2 separate regions of the Homo sapiens genome follow, and region 2 is linked to region 1. Evidence: read pairs that join two places in POLR2A ChIA-PET (ENCODE). Cell type or tissue: MCF 10A. All regions are shown on one strand. Each heading gives the region's core, and the rest is flanking DNA. Links, peaks and the distances in the headings are about the cores only. Region 1 overlaps SCOC-AS1 (SCOC antisense RNA 1). Region 2 overlaps MAML3 (mastermind like transcriptional coactivator 3).

Evidence for each region. Peaks named below come from ENCODE experiments on the same cell type or tissue, not always from the same donor. Only the 100,000 strongest peaks of a DNase experiment are listed, where the experiment ranks them.
Region 2: POLR2A ChIA-PET joins it to region 1 with 5 read pairs; 1 of 35 experiments calls an interaction of 5 or more read pairs at or near these places.

The regions. Positions count from the first base shown.
Region 1 is chr4:140,306,554-140,310,948 of GRCh38, reverse strand. The region is part of intron 2 of SCOC-AS1 (SCOC antisense RNA 1); the gene reads left to right. It also overlaps a transcript of SCOC not described here. Among named protein-coding and RNA genes, the nearest start is that of SCOC-AS1, 65 kb to the left of the region's middle. In MCF 10A, for the core only: a CTCF peak has its summit at 1,670 (motif pointing left); a DNase peak (open chromatin) is centred at 2,318.
Region 2 is chr4:139,886,219-139,890,613 of GRCh38, reverse strand. MAML3 (mastermind like transcriptional coactivator 3) reads left to right here. Exons shown (of 5, transcript NM_018717.5): 2 at 1-1,257. Among named protein-coding and RNA genes, the nearest start is that of MGST2, 220 kb to the right of the region's middle. RefSeq lists an enhancer at 2,428-2,567. In MCF 10A, for the core only: no CTCF peak of the experiment used is centred there; DNase peaks (open chromatin) are centred at 1,203, 2,083 and 2,363.

The DNA of each region.
Region 1 (4,395 bases), core at 218-4,217:
CACACACACAGAGCAAAACAGCTGCATCATCTGCATCTGCTATGTCTCTACACTGGAACAAAGTGAGAGCTAGGATTTGAGACCTGGCCCTGGAAGCAGAGCTGGCTCCTAACCCCATCATGACTGCCACCCACAAGACAGGAGGTGGGCAAAACACACCCACCCTCGGGGGGAGATCCGAAGAAGAAGGGACAGGAAGAGCAGAGTTTCCCATGAGCCTGGAGAAACTCCCCACTTCACCAGGCAGCTAAATCATGACTAGTCCCTCAGGGAAAAGTGAACAGGGCTGAGAGGGGCTAAAGCTACTTTTCCCAATGCTTTCAAAAGAATGAAAACTCCTATCATATTGTCCAAAGCAGGAATGCACGAGGGAGAAGGAAGGTTCCCAACAATGCAAGAAATTATGTCAAATGCTCTATGCCTACTGGTTGCTGCTTTACAGACACATTGCACATAGAGCGAAAGTTCCTGAAGGGTTTATTGTTCTTCAGAATTTATTTAAGATTTGACCAGAACCTTGTAAAAAAGGATATACCAATCCCACTGGCAACAGGCAGCTGGTAATGCACCCATAACGTCCTAAGAAGAGTGCTATCCAGGAGAGAAACTTGTGACTTCCCCCGGATGAGAAGCAGCAGAAGCCTATTTGAAATAAGGAAGCATCATCTTTAAAGAGCCTTTAATTAATATTGTATCACTTCCAGCCCTGTAGGAATTCAACAATGGAGCAACCCAACCAAGTACAACTGGTTGAAGATCAATCAGATTTGGATTTTCATGTGACAAAGATTTTTTTAAAATATAAAGCATAAGAATTTACAATAATCTCCTTCACCATATTTTAGGGAAGATTATTGTTTCAGTGGCTCAGTTCCTATGCCTTTGGATGCCTTTGGTGTGCTGGTCAGAGAAATGGGTAGAAAAGATAAAGTATGGGGAGAAAGTAAAGAGAGGTTTACTTGATCTACATGGGAAAGGGCATAGAGCCACCTAAGGAGGCAATGAAAACATTTAGAACTTGGCAAGGATAGCAAGACAGAGGGAAGGAGGGAGTGTCAAGAGAGGCAACCTAGGCTGGAGATTTTGAAAGAGAGAAGAGAAATTTCAGTAGCTGCCATGAGCTGTGGGGTTTGGGGGAGACAGGAATGGAAAAGTGGATTTGTTGCAAGTTTGAATAGGCACTTCAGAGTAACTCTCTTTTACTCCTGTTCAAGGAAAGCTTCAATATATTAATCATTCTTCAAGAATTTGGAATGGTATTTGTTTTTCTCTTGCATATGTTATCATGAGGTAATAGGCTTTAAGGAATGGCAAAGAAGCCCAGATTTATTTGGATATATCTATTTGAATCTTTCTAGAGTGAGTTATTCTGTGGGTACTGTGCTTGTCCACAAAGTATAAAGTGGTGATTGTAAAAGGATGTGCCTGGGAGGTGGCCAGAGTACAGGATGTGACAATGCCTCAGCAACAGAGTGGTGACAAGGCTATGTTAGAAGGGGGCCCAGCAGAAGCCAGAGACCTGAGTGCAGCCACTTCTCCAGCACACTTCCCATCACCTATCAGTGACTCCTCTGACAGAGACTCATGGTTGGTCTTCAGCACATTGTCTTTGGGTCTTCCATTCTGCAGGATGTTTGCCAGAGAATGGCCAGCTGTGAGGTGAGGCTCCACCTGCTGGGCACAGGGTCATGGAAAGTCACTGCTCTAGAATTAAAAGTGCATCACTTCAGGATCAGCACTGGTGCTGCGTGACTCTTCACCTACTTGGCCTCAGTTTCTTCACCTGTAAAACAGCTGTCTTGGGAAGATGGTATCAATGATCCCTTTCAGCTCTTATGCTCAATGATACCTTTCCAGATACTCATTCCTTACTGTAGCTATTGCTCCCACTTTGTCTTACCCCAGGGCCCTGGCCATCTCCAACTCTTCACCCAGATGTTTATTCTACTCACATCATGGCCCTCCCAGTTAGACCTAACTGGGCGTGAGCAAAAACACTGGGGCTGTGGCTAGAGTGCCAAAGCTGCCTGCTCCTGAACTGTAAGCTCTAGACTGGCTGGGGGAAAAAAGAGGGCATCTCATCAGTGACCCAGGCACTCTGGGAACCATGTTCTGCATGCCCCTTCTCCACACACACAGAACAAGACAGTAGAGCCTGTCTCTGGAGCTCAGACAGCTTGCATAGCAGGAGGAAGCAGCTTTGCTTTTCTCCAGACACTTCTCAGAGCCACTGAAACAGCAACTGGATAAATATAGGAGGATGACGCATCAACTCTCAGTGAATGTGAGTGCATGAGCGTGCGTGCACAGACAAGCCGGCAAGCTGCAGGCTGCCACGTGGCTCTCAACCTCCAAGAATCGACACACGGGCTCCCAGAGCCAGAAAATCTTAGCAAAACTTGGTGTCATCAAAGAATCTTGGCAGGAGGGTGATCTGAGGCCATGAGCGCAGTCATGTCCTTGGCTCCTTGGAGCATTCACGGAGGTCATCCTCTGCTCGGCCCTGGCTATATATAGTCCTGCTTTCTCCAGTGTGCATACAGTCTTTCTGAATGAAACACCAGAAATCCTCCCAGGCTCTGTGAAAGCATCAACTGAGTGGCATTTGAAGGTCCTAGAAAATGAGTGGAGGAAACAGAGCAGGTGTTTTGCTCATTGTGAAAGGCAAACGCTGACTTGGAAGGTTTTGAGGTAGGGAATATGGGCCAATCTCAGCACTGCCAATTTTTAATTACTAGCACAATTAGCAGCCTGGCCTAACAACAAGCCTATTTTGTAAAGCTCTGTTTAAGAACCAGCAAATTGTGGCAATAGCACTAAACAGATGAATAGCACATTCATCATATCCCACTCTCTGAAAGCAATGATCTGCCTGCACAGTCCTGAACTTATCACAGCCTCTACCACCAGCAAATACCTGACATCCTCTTCTTAGCCCTGACTAAATTGGCATAAGAGTAAGAATCATGTCTCCATAAAGGCCGTCTTCCTGTGGTTGATCAATCACATTAAGTGAACTATATTAAATCAATGCAATATACATCAACATTAGCTTCTTGGGATAAAATAAAATAGAATCTCCCTGTCCTCTTATTATCATCTCTTGTCATGACCACTATTTGAAATAATTTTGAAATATTTAATGTAAAGGCATACAATCCCTAATGATTGTGAAATAGCATCTCCTTGGAGATAGGATTTCTGTGAGAGACCCAGTATCCATGAGTGTCCATCCGGCCTTGATAGAACTCATATGTGGTTGAATCTGCTACTTAGATCAAACCTAAGAAACTCAGACAGGCCAAGATTGCTCCTCTGGGATGTGCAAGATCCCTGAGGAACAAGAGGGGCTCATAAACAACAATAGAGGATCTTTGTAAGGAAAGGGAAGCTGTAGACTTTTGTAGACCATAAGACTTCATCTCTAGGACTGAGTTAGAGAAGCAGAAACCATAGACTTTGATAAGCACCTCCTGAACTTTAACTGAGCCCCTAGCTCTTGTATTCTTGGGTCAAGACAAGTGATTGCTGATTCTTCACTGAGCTAAACTTTAGGCAATCATAGTGGAAGGAACCTCAGACTGCTCAAAGAAGATCTGGGTAACTCCCTACCTGCAGAACAACACTGATTTTAGCAGAGTATGCTCTACCAGAAGATCAGCAGAGGACTGAGTAGTGTTAATTGCAGAGTTACTGTATTAGGCTGCTGTAATAAAATACCTTAGACTGAGTAATTATAGGCAACAGAAATGTATAAGCAACAGTTCTGGAAGCTGGGAAGTCCAAGATCAAGACACCAGCAGATTTGATGTCTGGTGAGGGTCTGCTTCATAGATGGCCCCTTCTTGCTGCATCCTTGTTTGGTGGAAAAGATGAACAACGTCCCTTGGGCCTCTTGTATAAGAGCACAGACCCCATTAATCACCTCCCAAGGCCCCATCTCTTAATTGCACCATGTTGGGGACTAGGTTTCAACATATGTATTTGGGAGGACACAGACATTCAGACCACAGCAGTCACTAAGAAGAACTTGCTCCCAAATATTGCCTCACTTCATGCCTAATTCCACTATTATAAATCTATTTACTGGAGACAATCATTGCTTCTCTTTGAGAATCATCTACAAATACTGTGCAAGGGAATGTCGATCATTCCCCACCTTCTCCTACCTACAACATACTTCCTAGGGGTCCTGACCAGCTGGCTTCCACTTAAGTTAGGCCAGAGGGAAATCCTAGCAGGAATTAGAGGGCAGGGGAAAGAAAGAAGTGGTAGTATTCCAGCCCCTCTGTCTCTCTGTTTGGGGATGTCTCTGGCAGTGTCCACATTTCCCCTGTGGTCACACCAGGCCTCCAGTGTTGTCTGGGTGGTCCAGGCACATCTCCTTGATACCTC
Region 2 (4,395 bases), core at 296-4,295, 420 kb after region 1:
AAACAAGAACCTCTCGATGACCCTACTTGCATAGACACATCAGAAACATCTCTTTCAAATCAGAACAAGCTGTTCTCAGACATTAATCTGAATGATCAGGAGTGGCAAGAATTAATAGATGAATTGGCCAACACGGTTCCTGAGGATGACATACAGGACCTGTTCAACGAAGACTTTGAAGAGAAGAAGGAGCCAGAATTCTCGCAGCCAGCAACTGAGACCCCTCTCTCCCAGGAGAGTGCGAGCGTGAAGAGCGACCCCTCTCACTCTCCCTTCGCACATGTCTCCATGGGATCTCCCCAGGCGAGGCCTTCTTCTTCTGGTCCTCCCTTTTCTACTGTCTCCACGGCCACTAGTTTACCTTCTGTTGCCAGCACTCCCGCAGCTCCAAACCCTGCAAGCTCACCAGCAAACTGTGCTGTCCAGTCCCCTCAAACTCCAAACCAAGCCCACACTCCAGGCCAAGCTCCACCTCGGCCTGGAAATGGTTATCTCCTGAATCCGGCAGCAGTGACAGTGGCCGGTTCAGCGTCAGGGCCTGTGGCTGTGCCCAGCTCTGACATGTCTCCAGCAGAACAGCTCAAACAGATGGCTGCACAGCAGCAACAAAGGGCCAAACTCATGCAGCAGAAACAGCAACAGCAACAGCAGCAGCAGCAGCAGCAGCAGCAGCAGCAGCAGCAGCAGCAGCAGCAGCAGCAGCAACAGCACTCAAATCAGACTTCAAATTGGTCTCCCTTAGGACCTCCCTCTAGTCCATATGGAGCAGCTTTTACTGCAGAAAAACCAAATAGCCCAATGATGTACCCCCAAGCCTTTAACAACCAAAACCCTATAGTGCCTCCAATGGCAAACAACCTGCAGAAGACAACAATGAATAACTACCTCCCTCAGAATCACATGAATATGATCAATCAGCAGCCAAATAACTTGGGTACAAACTCCTTAAACAAACAGCACAATATTCTGACTTATGGCAACACTAAACCCCTGACCCACTTCAATGCAGACCTGAGTCAGAGGATGACACCACCAGTGGCCAACCCCAACAAAAACCCCTTGATGCCGTATATCCAGCAGCAGCAACAGCAGCAGCAACAGCAACAGCAGCAGCAGCAGCAGCAGCAGCCGCCACCTCCACAGCTCCAGGCCCCCAGGGCACACCTGAGCGAAGACCAGAAACGCCTGCTTCTCATGAAGCAGAAAGGAGTGATGAATCAGCCCATGGCTTACGCTGCACTTCCATCCCACGGTCAGGTAAGTGTGAAAGTGACACACTCTTCGAGCAGTTCTTGTGGTGCATTTCAGACTGTCGATGTGTGATGTTCTACAAGCTTCCACTGTAGTGGGGTCTAATTGCCTGCAGAAAACCTCTTTACACATCCTCAGGTAGTGGCCAGGTTTGGAGTGTTCTTTTTCCATTTCTCCTAAGAAATGGAAAAGGGTGGCATGATAAACTTTCGTGTATTTCAGTGTCTAGGAATCAAACTTCTTTTATTCCCAACTGCAGATAAGAATTACATAAAATTCTCACTCTGAGGGAGGGAGGCTGCAGAGGTCACTCCACCAAACACGGCACTACCTCTGTAGCTTCTCTCCCAGCTTGCATGATCCCAGGCTCTGGGTGGTGGGAAGCAGGGGACATTCAGGGCTGTCTACAACAGTTTTATAAGGCCCTGAGCAGCCTTCAGCTGTCCTACTGAATTATGAATAATGGGAAATTTGGCTTGTTGATATTCAAATATAGGAGAGCTTTCTGGATTTTCAAAGTGAAGTGGAGGGTAGATTTTTGTAGGACCTTATAATGTTTAAACACTTGCTGCTAGACTAGCAACAGTTAGAAGCTGGTTCAGTCTTCTTACTTGGGAGTGCAATGAAACCTCTCTGATACAATCAGCTCTATTTCAGGAAAATGTGATGGTGAATATATCTTAGTGCTGTATTAAAGTCTCTACTTTCCCACTGTCCTCCTTCATGGGAGGTTGGGCTCTTGGTATGCATGGTAAAAAATGAGCAGCAACCAGTCGGGAAGTGAATAGTCATTGACAAGCTTTTCAGTCTCTTCATCCTGACCAGTGGCAAACAGCCAAAGCTCCTTTAATATAACATTTGTTCTACCCTGAAGGAGAGAGTGGGGAAATGCCCATTAAAGCGACTCCCCCTGCCCTACATGGATGAATTCAAGAGAGATCATCTTACTGCCAGTTGCTGTGCTGTGCCTCAATTCTTCCAGGATGCAGACATGGTCATTTTACTTGGAGAATTTGCAGAAAAGTCTTTGCTTTAGAGGCCCTCATGTCTAAACAGGTTCTAACTAGTGCTTGGGTAGGTGTCCACAGTTGAGTACTTTAGAAGCACTGGGAAATAACGCAGGCAGATCTTGCCTCACTTGGTTATTTGCATCTTGTAGCTCCTGGAGTGCCCCACCCCACCCCCGAAACCCCAAGCTTGATGGAGCTGCAGGGCTGGAGGTGGTGCTGGCCTGCAGAGACAGGCCTGAGCTCTGTGGCTTCATTCTTGTCCTCAGCCTTACAACCCCCAAACCTCACAGTGGCTTCTTGTCTGCACATGCCAGCCGGCTCTAAAGATTCCGTCTGGATAAATAAAAGTATAACTTGGTTTACATTGACTGCAATCAGTAGCTACTAGAAAAATATCATTGAAATGTGAACTTCTATATATTATCTTAGTTTCATTAAGAATATATACCATTGGGGAGATAACAGCATTTTATATACTCCAGATTAAGTTCTGAAGCAGGCAGAAATATAGGCAATATACATGAATGTTTGTAGTAGCCCAGGCGTGTCAGAAGGTTTATGAGATCACAAGCTGTCAGAATGGTCTGTTGTTAATACAAATTGTGCTTCTACATTCGCTGTTCTTACACTAGCTACAGTAGAGTATTTCCTTCAAGCCAGACCAAAGATGAATAATTAATTCCAGTTCACAGGCTCTGCAGACATGTGAGTGCAATGATGCACCTATCCTCACCCCCACTAAATGTCTTTCAAAATGTGCCAACTTGGGACAAGTTCCTGTCTTTGCGGGAACATGAGTTTTAAGGGTACTTCTTTGAGGTCCTTATGCCTGCCTAACTATGTGTCACTGAAGCTGGTAGCTGCAGAGGTCATGTTTTGAAAGAGCTCAGTCAGCTGAAGAAGCAAAGTGATGTTTTTCTGGATTAAATCTGTGTGCTCCTCCTCTCTTCTCTCGTCTCACGAAGTATTTTCAGTGTGGACAGAATGTTCTTTTGTGAGTCCTCATTAGAATAATCACTTCTTAACCTCACAAAATCTCATCAGGTAAAAGCGTGCTTTTTAATGAAATATTAACTCACCACTGTTTGAAACGAGCTTCAAAATACATATATAAACATGTGAATGTCTTTCTGCAAACATATCATTTATTTCTTGTTTTTATCTGATTGTGAAGCAGTATTTACATAGTTCTCAGAATAGTTCATTACATTATATGCGGGTACATTCCACAAATACGAGCACGAATTACAGGTACGATATAAAATATAATTATACATAGGTTTAGTTCAGTTTCGTTTTCTGCTATTGCTAGTGAAAACTCACTTTATTCTTTGTTGATCACAATGACCATGATCAACATTTCGTTTTAATGAATGACTTCAGCAGCAAAGCCTTTTAGGCACGTTTATTTCAAGAAAATTGTCTTTTACAGATGTTTACTTATTTGGAACATTTGTATAAAATGCCATCTCAGAAATGAATAGGAATGCGCTTACTTCCTGTATATTTCAAAAAACAGGGAAACAAAAATAGAAACAAAAGATATTTCAAAATTTTGAATGTGTTTTATCTAGTAATTGCATTTCTCAGAATTTACATATTATTCTTTTTGATCAGATGGTTGAACAAAGATTATGCTCATGGTGTTACTTATGATAGTGAAAACTTTGATCCAAAAATAAGTATTTTGGAAAAATAAATACGTACATGACATTCATGATATAAATGAATGACTAATCATATGGAAATGCTCATAATATGAATAAAATAGATCATAAAACAATTATATGTTACAATCCAAATTGTGACTTTTAATATGTGTAGAAAAATACTGAATAACTAAAATGTTATTTTAGGAATTCTAAATACTGAATTCCTAAAATGTTAGGAATGATATTTATTTCTGGCTGGAAAAATTATGAGTGATTATTGTTTTCCTCTTTATATTTAACTGAATTTTCTAAACTTTCTATCATACATGTGTATTAATTCTACCCTCTGGGAAAATACTTTTTTAAGGAAGGGAAACTCCCTACTTAAAAAAGTTTACCCTTCGTTAATTCTTTTTTTAAAAAAATTCTTAGTTGAATTGATTTGCCAGTTGGATTGAGACAATATCATTATTTGCTATTCA